2 separate regions of the Homo sapiens genome follow, and region 1 is linked to region 2. The links are chromatin loops, found by intact Hi-C in ENCODE. Cell type or tissue: A673. All regions are shown on one strand. Each heading gives the region's core, and the rest is flanking DNA. Links, peaks and the distances in the headings are about the cores only.

What was found. Peaks named below come from ENCODE experiments on the same cell type or tissue, not always from the same donor. Only the 100,000 strongest peaks of a DNase experiment are listed, where the experiment ranks them.
Region 1: it touches region 2 in a loop (6-fold over the local background); 1 of 110 quality-filtered maps calls a loop at or near these places.

The regions. Positions count from the first base shown.
Region 1 is chr1:170,488,119-170,493,509 of GRCh38, forward strand. All of the region lies in intron 1 of GORAB-AS1 (GORAB antisense RNA 1), which reads right to left. Among named protein-coding and RNA genes, the nearest start is that of GORAB, 41 kb to the right of the region's middle. In A673, for the core only: no CTCF peak of the experiment used is centred there; no DNase peak of the experiment used is centred there; H3K27me3 peaks cover 4,524 bases.
Region 2 is chr1:170,712,217-170,717,607 of GRCh38, forward strand. All of the region lies in intron 1 of PRRX1 (paired related homeobox 1), which reads left to right. Among named protein-coding and RNA genes, the nearest start is that of PRRX1, 51 kb to the left of the region's middle. In A673, for the core only: no CTCF peak of the experiment used is centred there; a DNase peak (open chromatin) is centred at 2,105; H3K27me3 peaks cover 2,512 bases.

The DNA.
Region 1 (5,391 bases), core at 104-5,103, 220 kb before region 2:
AGAAGACTGGCACACTCCAAGCAGATCTTTGGAGGGAAGGCATTTGGAGTGGACAGAGGGAGGACGCAGACCCTGGGTTGAAGTGGGAGGAAGCTGGGAACCCTGCATTGGGCTGCTGAGCACCATGACTCCTTTCTGGCCCCCAGCAGCTTCTGGGGCAGAAGTGAGTTGAACAGATGAGGAGTGACCCACTCTTGCCACAGACCTCTGGAATCCTAGCTGCAGAGACCCTGAGACCCCCATGGACATTTGAGCTGACAGGGAGAGCTGTTTGGAGAGATGGCAGGGACAGAACTCCAGCCTACAGGGAGCCCAGAGGGTTTGGTGTGGGAATAGCTGCAGTGGGACATGGCCAGGGAGGCCTATCCCCTAAGGCTCATCATACTCCTCTAGGTGGCTTTGGTCTTTGTTGACTGTCAGACTTCGACAGAAAAAGGCTTTCTTGCCTGTGGGATGGAGCCAGTCTGATCTGAGCACCCTCCTGTCTGTCACCCTCTCACAGAGTCCCTGCCTGGCCATGCCTACTTTCAGCACAGTCTCAGATGCCCAACTAGGGTGCTTCCTGGTGGCTGCCACTATAGTTCCTTTGTGTGGTGCCTCATGCCGGTAATCCCAGCACTTTGGAAGGCCGAGGCAGGCAGATCACTTGAGGTCAGGAGTTCAAGACCAGCCTGGCCAACATGGTGAAACCCCATCTCTACAAAAAATTAAAAAAAAAAAAAATAGCTAGTGAAACCGTCTCTACTAAAAAAAAAAAAATAAAATAAAAAAAAAAAATAGCTGGGCGCAGTGTCAGCCGCCTGTAGTCCCAGCTACTCAGGAGGCTGAGGCAGGAGAATGGTGTGAACCCGGGAGGCAGAGCTTGCAGTGAGCCAAGATAGCGCCACTGCAGTCCCGCCTGGGTGAAAGAGCAAGACTCTGTCTCAAAAAAAAAAAAAATTAGCTGGACGTGGTGGTGTGTGCCTCTAATTCCAGCTACTCGGGAGGGTGAGGGAGAAGAATTGCTTGAACCCGGGAGGTGGAGGTTGTGGTGAGCCGAGATCATGCCACTGCACTCCAGCCTCAGTGACAGAGGGAGACTCTGTCTCAAAAAAGAAAGAAAGAAAAAAGACGGGGGGAATAAAGGAGTGAAGAACATGAACAGACACTTCTAAACTTCTAAAAAGAAGACATAAGACTGAGCGCGGTGGCTCACGCCTATAATCCCAGCACTTTGGGAGGCCGAGGCAGGTGGATCACCTGAGGTCAGGAACTTGAAACCAGCCTGGCCAACATAGTGAAACCCCTTCTCTAATAAAAATAGAAAAAATGAGCTGGGCATGGTGGCAGGCACCTGTAATCCCAGCTACTCGGGAGGCTGAGACAGGAGAATCACTTGAACCCAGGAGGCAGAGGTTGCAGTGAGCTGAGATTGCACCATTGCACTCCAGCCTGGGCAACAGTGAAACTCCATCTCAAAGAAACAAACAAACAACAAAAAAAGAAGACATACACATGTCCAACAAGTATATGAAAAAATGTTCAACATCACTAATCAGTAGAGAAATAAATATCAAAAACAAATGAGATGCCATCTCATACCAGTCAGAATTATGGCTATTATTAAAAAAACAACAAATAATAGGTGCAGGCGAGGTTGCAGAGAAAAGGGAAAATTTATACACTGTTGGTGGGAATGTAAATTAGCTCAGCCACTGTGGAAAGCAGTCTGAAGATTTCTCAAAGAACTAAAAACAGAACAACCATTTGACCCAGCCATCCCATTACTGGGTATATGCCCAAAGGAATATAAATCATTCTACCATAAAGACACATGCACATATACGTTCAACACTGCACTATTCACAATAGCAAAGACATGTAATCAACCTAGATGCCCATCAACAGAGAACTGGATAAAGAAAATGTGGTACCTATACACTATCAAATACTATACAACCATAAAAAAAGAAAGAGATCATGTCCTTTGCAGCAACATGGATGGAGCTAGAGGCCATTATCATAAGCAAATTAATGCAGGAACAGAAAACCAAATACTGCATGTTATCACTTGTAAGTGGGAGGTGAACACTGAGTAGACATGGGCGTAAAGAAAGGAACAATAGACACTGGAACCTACCTGAGTGTGGAGGGTGGGAGGTGGGTGAGGATCCAAAAACTACTTACCAGGTACTATGCTTATTATCTGAGTGACTAAATAACCTGTATACCAAACCTCCACAACACTCAATTTACCCGTATAACAAACCAGTACGTGTACCCCCGAACCTAAGATAAAAGTTGAAAAAAAATGCTTTCTAATTGTTATTTGTCATCAATAATAATGTATCCTTTGTATTAATTCAAAATATTAAAAGCAGCTCACCCTTTACCCCTACCAATATTTATTTTTTAATGGAATTTTGTGTTAATATTCCCAGGTACCTAAAGCTACTCTTAACCCACTATTTGCATCCTCCACCTTTCCTAAAAAGTCTTCTTCCAGGATTTCCTAAATGTAAACATAAACAGCTTACATAAACATAAGCATATTTTTATGCAGCATCCAGTCATTCTTGCATTTAATCAGCAAAGAGAAAGTAATGGTAAAAGCCCAATATTCCCATTTTGCTACAGGTTACGTTTTAGAAAATAAAGTTAAAAACCAGCAACACCAACACAGACTATTCTCATTTCAGTTTTCTTTACAGTTTTTTCCTACTGCTGTTTATTTGACAGAAACTCAATAGCTTACTGCAGGGTGACTGCATGAGAAGAAATTTTTAAAACATTAATAAAAATAATAGCCTAAAGTATTTGGCCCTTAATGCAACAGTAGCTTTCTTTTTATTAAACAAGTGTAAGACAGGGAGGGAGGACTTGAGACTTGATTTAAGCCTCTGAACATTAGGCCATTTAAACTCAAAGAGTTGTAGGGAAAAAAAATAACTTTTTTCTTCACCCCTCTAAGGTTCTTAGTTGAAACAGACCCCTTAACAAAAGACAGATGTACAAGAGAAAAATAAACTGAAGTTTATTAACATGTATACCTCATGTATAAATGGGAGCCACTCAGTGAATGAATAATTTTCCTAAGAAGTAGCTTTAAGTTCAGGCATCATCTTCAACTGAAACAAAGAAATAAGGGTATGGGGGAAGGCCTATTATGGGCAGATGCACAGAAAAAAAACTTGGTAAAACAAGGGTAAGGTTACTGTGCAGATTTAAGTTAGTGCCTTCTCCACTGATGAAGGTTTCTAGTGATTTCATCTTTCTCTTCCTGGTACAGAGAGGAGATGCTTTTACCAACGGGCATTTCCTTTATACATGTCAATTTCCCTAACAAAAGCTTACAGGTAAACTTCTGCTCTGTTTACAGAGCTCCTCCTGTGTGTAAGATTTCTTTAAAAAGCGAGGTGTGGTGGTTTACCCCTATAGTCCCTGCTACCTGGGAGGCTGAGGTGGAAGGATCCCTTGAGCCCAGGAGTTCAAAGCCACAGTGAACTGCCATGCCACTGCAGTTTAGCCTGGGGAACAGAGTGAGATACCATCTAATTCTTAAGAAACATTTTTTTAGGTGGCATATTCTGGTCTCCTGCAGTAGCTATCACAATATTGCCCTCCAGTGAGGTTTAACAACGTACCCACCTACTAATTATGTATAAGAATGCCTGTCACTTACCCTCATCGGCACAGTATGCTATTAAACTTTATGATCTTTGCCAATCTAGTGGGTGACCAGGGGTATTTTAGCATTACCCCTTTTCATGAGTATCAAATGTAATTTTTGTGTTTGTCTTGTATGGGTCTGTTTAAGTATCTTTCTACCTGTTTAAACTAGATTTGTTTCCTTCCTTTATTACAAACTATTCATTTCAACTCTACTAAGACACCTGTTTTATATGTAATTCCTGGGCATGAAGCTGTGTTCTTATTAGATCAAATCTGAAAACAACAAAAATTTAGGAAGACACTTAACCAGAAATAAATAAGAAGTGAAGAAAATTTTTAAATGCTCCTAAGAGTCACAAAATATGCACATATATTCACATATACACATAGCATAAACACACATGAACACATACACATTTAAACAACTGGGAAGGAATACCATGTATTTGCAAAGAAATACCCCCAAAATATGAAAGTGTCAATTTCACTTAATTTATAAATTTGATATATTTGTTTGAGAGGGTTGATAAGACTAAGCTAATCTCTAAAGATCATCAGAAAAATAAGCAAGTAAAAATTGCCAGAAAATTTCTGAAAAACTAAATCAAGAAAAGGAAGCTATTCTATCACATTTTAATACATATTATAAATATATTAAAAATTTAACAGATTTTTTTTAAAAAAGATGCTTGTACATGAATAGACAGATAAGCTTATGAGAGAGAAAAGAAATTCCAGAAATAGATTCAAATACATATAATTACATAGTAAAAGATACAGGAACATTTCAAAATAGCATTGAAAATATGGATTATATACTAACATTATGGGAAATCTGGGTAACTACCTGAAAAAAAAATAAATTTAGATTTATATTGTTTACCAGAATAAATCTAAAATTGATCAAATATTTAAGTATAAGAAATACAATCATAAAAGTAGTAGAAAAAAAGCCATGAAAAATATTTTATTCTTTCAAGTGAGAAAATTTAAGTAGAAACAAAATCCAGAGGTCACTGAAAAATTGATAAACTTGGTACAAAAAATTTAAAGAAAACATTCTACATGGCAACACTCACAATAAAATTGAAATCAAGAAAAAATGGTGAGAAAATATTTGCACAAGAAATAAAGATATAATTTCTCTAATACATAAAGAACTCCTATTTATCAATAAGAAAAAACCCAACCATTCAGTAAATTAATGAGCAGAGAATGTGAGCAAACTGATCATAGGAAAGAAAATATAAACAGCTCTTAAATATATTAAAATAAATTCAGATTTGAAGGAAACACTTTTATACATAGATTGTGAACATTTAAACAAATAAAATCTGTTTGCAGGGCATTCTGACCATGCCTATCAAAATTATAAGTGCACATACCCTTTAACCAGCAATTCCACGTTTAGAATATACTCTACAGATTTACTCATGCATATAAAAAATGAAATGTATACAAGATTATTTATTGCAACTTTGTTTATAAAAGCAAAATATAGTAGTCTTCTAAATATCCATCAACAGAATACTGCTTATAGAAATTATAATGTATACATATAATGGTATATTATGAATAGTAAATAAGAAATAAAAAAGATTTTCATATATAGATATGAGATGATCACCAAAATGTTTTTAAAAGAGAAAATGATGTAGAACATTGTGTACAATATACAAACATTTGAGTAAAAATTAACTGATAGAAAGATAGATAGAATACATATTTTAACTCCAGCCA
Region 2 (5,391 bases), core at 120-5,119:
AAGAAGGCAAGTTGGCTTTTTAGAAAGCCAAGAATTGAATAATAGCAAAAAAATGCCCCAAATGGAACTTTTGGGGCAAACACCTGTGCATGATATATATCCTTGTGCAATTTTGAGTCTACCCTATATCTCAGTTCTTGCTGAATTTTAAAGCTTTTATTCATTTTTCCAGTTTCCTAGTTCTGTTATGCTCTCCATCAAACATGACCGAGCCATATAAACGTATTTGAATGGCTTTCTCACTTTCTCTCCAGTTATTTTGTGATAGAAATCTTACTGAACAGCTAAATAACAACAAAGAGTGAGCAGAAGAGTAAAGGTACAGCAGCAATGGCTTGACCAGCCCATTTTTGAGAACACATTATGGTAGCACTGGTAGAAGTAAAATCCACCTCTTGTCAAATGCCTACTATGTGTCAGCCTATGTGCCTTTTATGCATTTATTAAATTTTCAAATGACCCCAGGATGCAGGTGATCCTACTCCCATTTTATCATTTTGGAAACTGAGGCTCAGACAAGTGAAACATCTTATCCAAGGCCACACAGCTAGTCAGTGGCAGGATCTGTATGAGAACAAAGGTTGTTCTTATTTCTAAGCTGGTTTACTTTCTACTCCACTCCACTTCCAACTATGCTTCCATCCCAATTATAGCTAGTTGGGTCTGACAAAAAGATTCTTATTTTCCCCTTTTTTGGCATCCTGCAATGAATTGAAAAAATGAGTAAACTGGTAATTCATCCATAGAAAAATTGGAGGTAGCTTACATATCTGAAGCCAGAATTTCATGTCTTTATCAAAGAGAGGGTACTCTGTTCAATAATGCATCTCTTACAGTAAGAATTCTAACATATTCATGAATACATTATTGTTATTCGTATTAGTAAATTATGGATTCAGGAATACATTAGTATTATTATTAGTAGTAGTATTTCATGTCTGATTATTCACTTACTGAACATTGATAAGAGCTTCAATTAAATACAAACACAAATGTTGTGCTCTGGAGTTATAGCCTAAAACAGATTCATCATCACACGGAAAATGCCCACATAATGCGGTGGGGTGGGGAGATTTATCAACATAGCCTCAGAAGTAAGTACAGTTCCAATATGGGACTACATGGAAAACCTTGCTTTGTGTTGGATATTCTCAGGGGTTCTGATCAATAATCCTTTAAGGAAAATGTCTTAAGAGAGTTAAAGCGCTTAAGGTGATATGGATTGTGTTAACATTTTTGGCGCTATAGAAAAGTATTTGTTCTATAGAGGTGAAAAGAAATATATAACAAAGAAGCTAAAAACAGTGCAAATCACCTTAGAGTACCTCACATTCTTGAGTGTTTTCTACTTGAAAGGAGGGTTGGCTATATTGAGAAAGTTAAATTTTGAGCTATCTACACAGAACCACTGTTGCTTTACACAGAGCCACTGACTCATCTCTTTGATCAAAACCATGCAAAATAATGTAATTTCACACTTCTTAGAGCATTTTGTTCTCCAGAGAACATATGTCATTTCCCAAATCACATATAAGATGTTTTAATTCTATTTGCTAAGGCTTAGTCTGATACTTGACTAAAAATGAACCAAGTCTATACCAAGATGACAGTAAAGACGACCATACAAAGTTTAGGGGCTTTAGTGGGCTATAGTTCAGGTAGCTGTGCTGTGATAATGCGCAATAGCTGCACAGTTGGGTATTTGTATTGGCAGAGATTTGTTCGCTCTTGATACGTGCTGGGAGTCAATGATGGAGGACCGCTGAAGGGCTATGCTGTTGAGACGATGTGTGTGTGCTGCTAAACTTGGCTTTGGTCATTGTGATGCACTAAGCTCAGTCTATATTGCAACAATCTTCCCAGTTAAGTGACCCATGTGCCATTTATCAGGACACATATTAGAAAGATGCTGTCCTAATTTCAGTTAATGCTAAGTGTAGCCAAAGAAACTCAAATGAATGCCACAGCTCTATTTCACTGCTTTTCATGGGCCTTGCAATAAAAGCTAAACGGTTTTTAGTGGCTTTTGCAATTACACTTCCTTTCAATTTTCCAAAGGTTACGGGGCCTGAACCACACAAATCCCATTAAAGTAAGTAGCTGTTGTGCAATATAAGTTCCTTTGAAAACATTGTTCAATGCCCATAAAATGATCAGCGGGCTGCACTTTAGATCCGCTTGCCTGCCATGCTTTCAACCAAAAGGCAGATGACAAACTTTGATGTGGTAGTTGGTTTCTGCTACTGGAGCTGGCATTTTATCTTCTTGCATCAGATTTTTTCCCAAACTGATGTGACCCAGGCATAGGAAACGCATTTTTCTTCAGATTTTATTCCTAAAATATGTTTTTCCGTACCTTTAAATTACGTTTGGCTGACCAATGATTTGGAATCTCTAAGGTTCCTCCCACAGGATGCAGAGCAGAAGAGGGTGAGGGGTGTTGGAGTTAGCTGAAGCTTGCATGGCAAGAGCAAGGCCTTAGTGAATAGGGATCACCACATGCTGTCAGGTCCCCATGCTTGAGGATGGCACTTTATGCCTTCTTCTCCACCTTCCCTCTAGGGCAACTTCAGCAGCCACATGAGGAGTCCAGAGTGAACTTCATACTAGAGCCGAGGTCAGGGCTATTGTTCTCTTTAACTCATATTTGAATGCACAGAGGGTAGCCTACCTTGGGCTTACAGTCTTCTTTTCTCAAGAAGTTCTTCATATGTATTCTAACATTGTGATCCATTAGAAACACCCATCTCTTTTAGTACCTCTTTCTTGTGTATTTTCTTGGTGGTTTAAGTAATTCATGTATCCTGCAGCCGCTTTTCTAGTAAAAGATAAAAATGAAAGAATAATTCCTACATTTGCAGAGGAATCAGACCACAAGGCTTTTTCCCTCTCTAAATCTGGTGACTATCCTATCTGATAAAGAAACACTGCAAAAGAATTTTTCCTCTGTGGGTAAAACTATCCAGAGACAAAAGACAATGCTAACATAATTACTTGCTATGTATTGTTAAAAAGAATTCAGAAATTACTCAGTCCTTTAAAACTTTAAATAAATCACTAAAATTCTAATATTGTGGGACTGCTTCTATACCATGACATTACTATAACTCTTTCAACTTTTACTGTAATGTAATATGTCAAGGAATCCTATCTCTTTTCTATAGAAATACCTGAATACATTAAGGTGACAAAATATTTACAGAGAAAATATTGAACCATAATTTTTAAAAAGTATTTGATAATATACTAATATATGTATATAAATTTAGAGCCTGAGAAATCAATATGAATTGGTGCTATCAGAAAAGGTTTATAGAGAAGGTAAGATTTGAGATGTGTTTTAGGAACAGAGAGATTTTAAACTGTGTCCTAAAGTGAAAATCATCTCCTATGATTGTGGGAGAAGATAGAAGATGGGGCATACTACTAAGCTAAAATAACCCTGCACTTATTTAATTGATGAAGCAAGGACTTATGGATATCATTGTAAAGAAGAATGCAAGAACATCTGGATCAAAATGGCTTTCTAGATGAGAATGGTTGCATTTTTTAATGGCTATTCTGGTAGAAAGGACAACATGTGATATTCATCGACCCTCTTTCTCAGACCCTCTTTATAACAGCTAGTATGGAAAAATCTGTCTTTCCTATAAATATTTTCCCTGGGGAATGGTTTCCATTTATGTGTTGGATGCTTTGTTGTTTCTCTCTTGCACAGCGTGTATGTTGTCATCTGCACTTAAGAGTGGAATGGAATTGGGAATCCTGGTTTCTTGCTCTGGCTGGAGGTCCCAAGTCCGCATTGTGATTTTGGGCAAGTCACGTTGTTCTTCTAGATCTAATTTAACTCATCTGTAAAATAAGATGGTTGAATTCGACAATTTCATGGGTTTCATTAGATGCCAATATTTTATGACTCATGATCCCAGCAAGACTACACCTATTTATAAGGCTGTTTTGCTTGTTTTTACTAAGAGCAACAATAACTACATATTTTCAGTTTACTCAATCATCAAAAAAATTATAAAATCCATAAACACTTTGGATTTGAAACATTGCAACTTTGATAAAAAATGTATCCATGTAGGCCAGGAGCAGTGGCTCACGCCTGTAATCCCAGCACTTTGGGAGGCCGAGGCAGGTGGATCACGAGGTCAGGAGATCGAGACCATCCCGGCTAACACGGTGAAACCTCGTTTCTACTAAAAATACAAAAAATTAGCTGGGCGTGGTGGCAGGTGCCTGTAGTCCCAGCTACTCGGGAGGCTGAGGCAGGAGAATGGTGTGAACCCAGGAGGCGGAGGTTGCGGTGAGCCAAGATCGCGCCACTGCACTCCAGCCTGGGCGACAGAGCGAGACTCCATCTCAAAAAAAAAAAAAAAAATGTATTCATGTTTCCGCTGGTTATTCTACAACTTGGTGAATCCTTCCCATTTTAGAATGCCAAAGAATGAGATGCATTCTAATATCCAGTTGGATGTCAGTATCTTCAGACAGCATGTTTCAAAATCAACTTTCACTGTAGTTGTTTTTGCAAGAAAAGATGACCCTCTTGGAATTAGTAAAAATACACTGCTTTCTCTCCCCTGTATTCAACCAGAGCCAAGAATCTGATAAATGTGTTTATCACAGGTCCTTCAGATACCCTGCATTTGTAAACCTCTACAGTGTTTATGTTTCCTTTTGTACTGCTGAAGATACTGTGCTGGGTCCTGTTCTGCATTCTTGGGGAAAAACAGGGAGCTCACATTTTGTGATTAGTGAGCAAAGACAGACCATCCCCAGGACTGCTGCTCGAGCTGTCTCTGTTGCCCGCTCATCGTCTCTTTCTATTATACTTGCACTCTGAAGGACATTTGCCAGAGCCAGACTCCCTGGATCCCTGTTATTTGTGTCTTTTCTCACCTTCAACATGATCTGAACTAGTGTTTTCATTTGTTAAAAACAACAAGAACATTCACTGGGAAACTTTTGCTGGAATTGCTTCAGGTCATCATAGCTATTTATTCCCTGTCATAAACTATAATTCTCCATTTCCCTTACTCCCACATCAGGGGAGTTGGTGGTTTATGGTAGACAGTCAGTGGAATTTGATTGAACAGTGGAATATTTCAAAGAACTACTGAGATTATGTAGCAGGTTGTAATACTAAGAACAAAACATAAAATATTCTTGGTCTTGATTGCAGTTGGCAGTACAAGAAGAAATAGGCTTTTGAAACAACATAAAAGATTTATAATTTGTGGTTGCACCTAAGAAAGAATTTTCTTTGAGAGAAGAAAACAAGTCATGGGATTGGCTTAATAGGGGATTTTCTCTATATGATTAAAAATAATGGCTTAGTGTCTAATTGGTCTCAGTTAAAACAAAGTACAGAAGCTAAGGATTTTT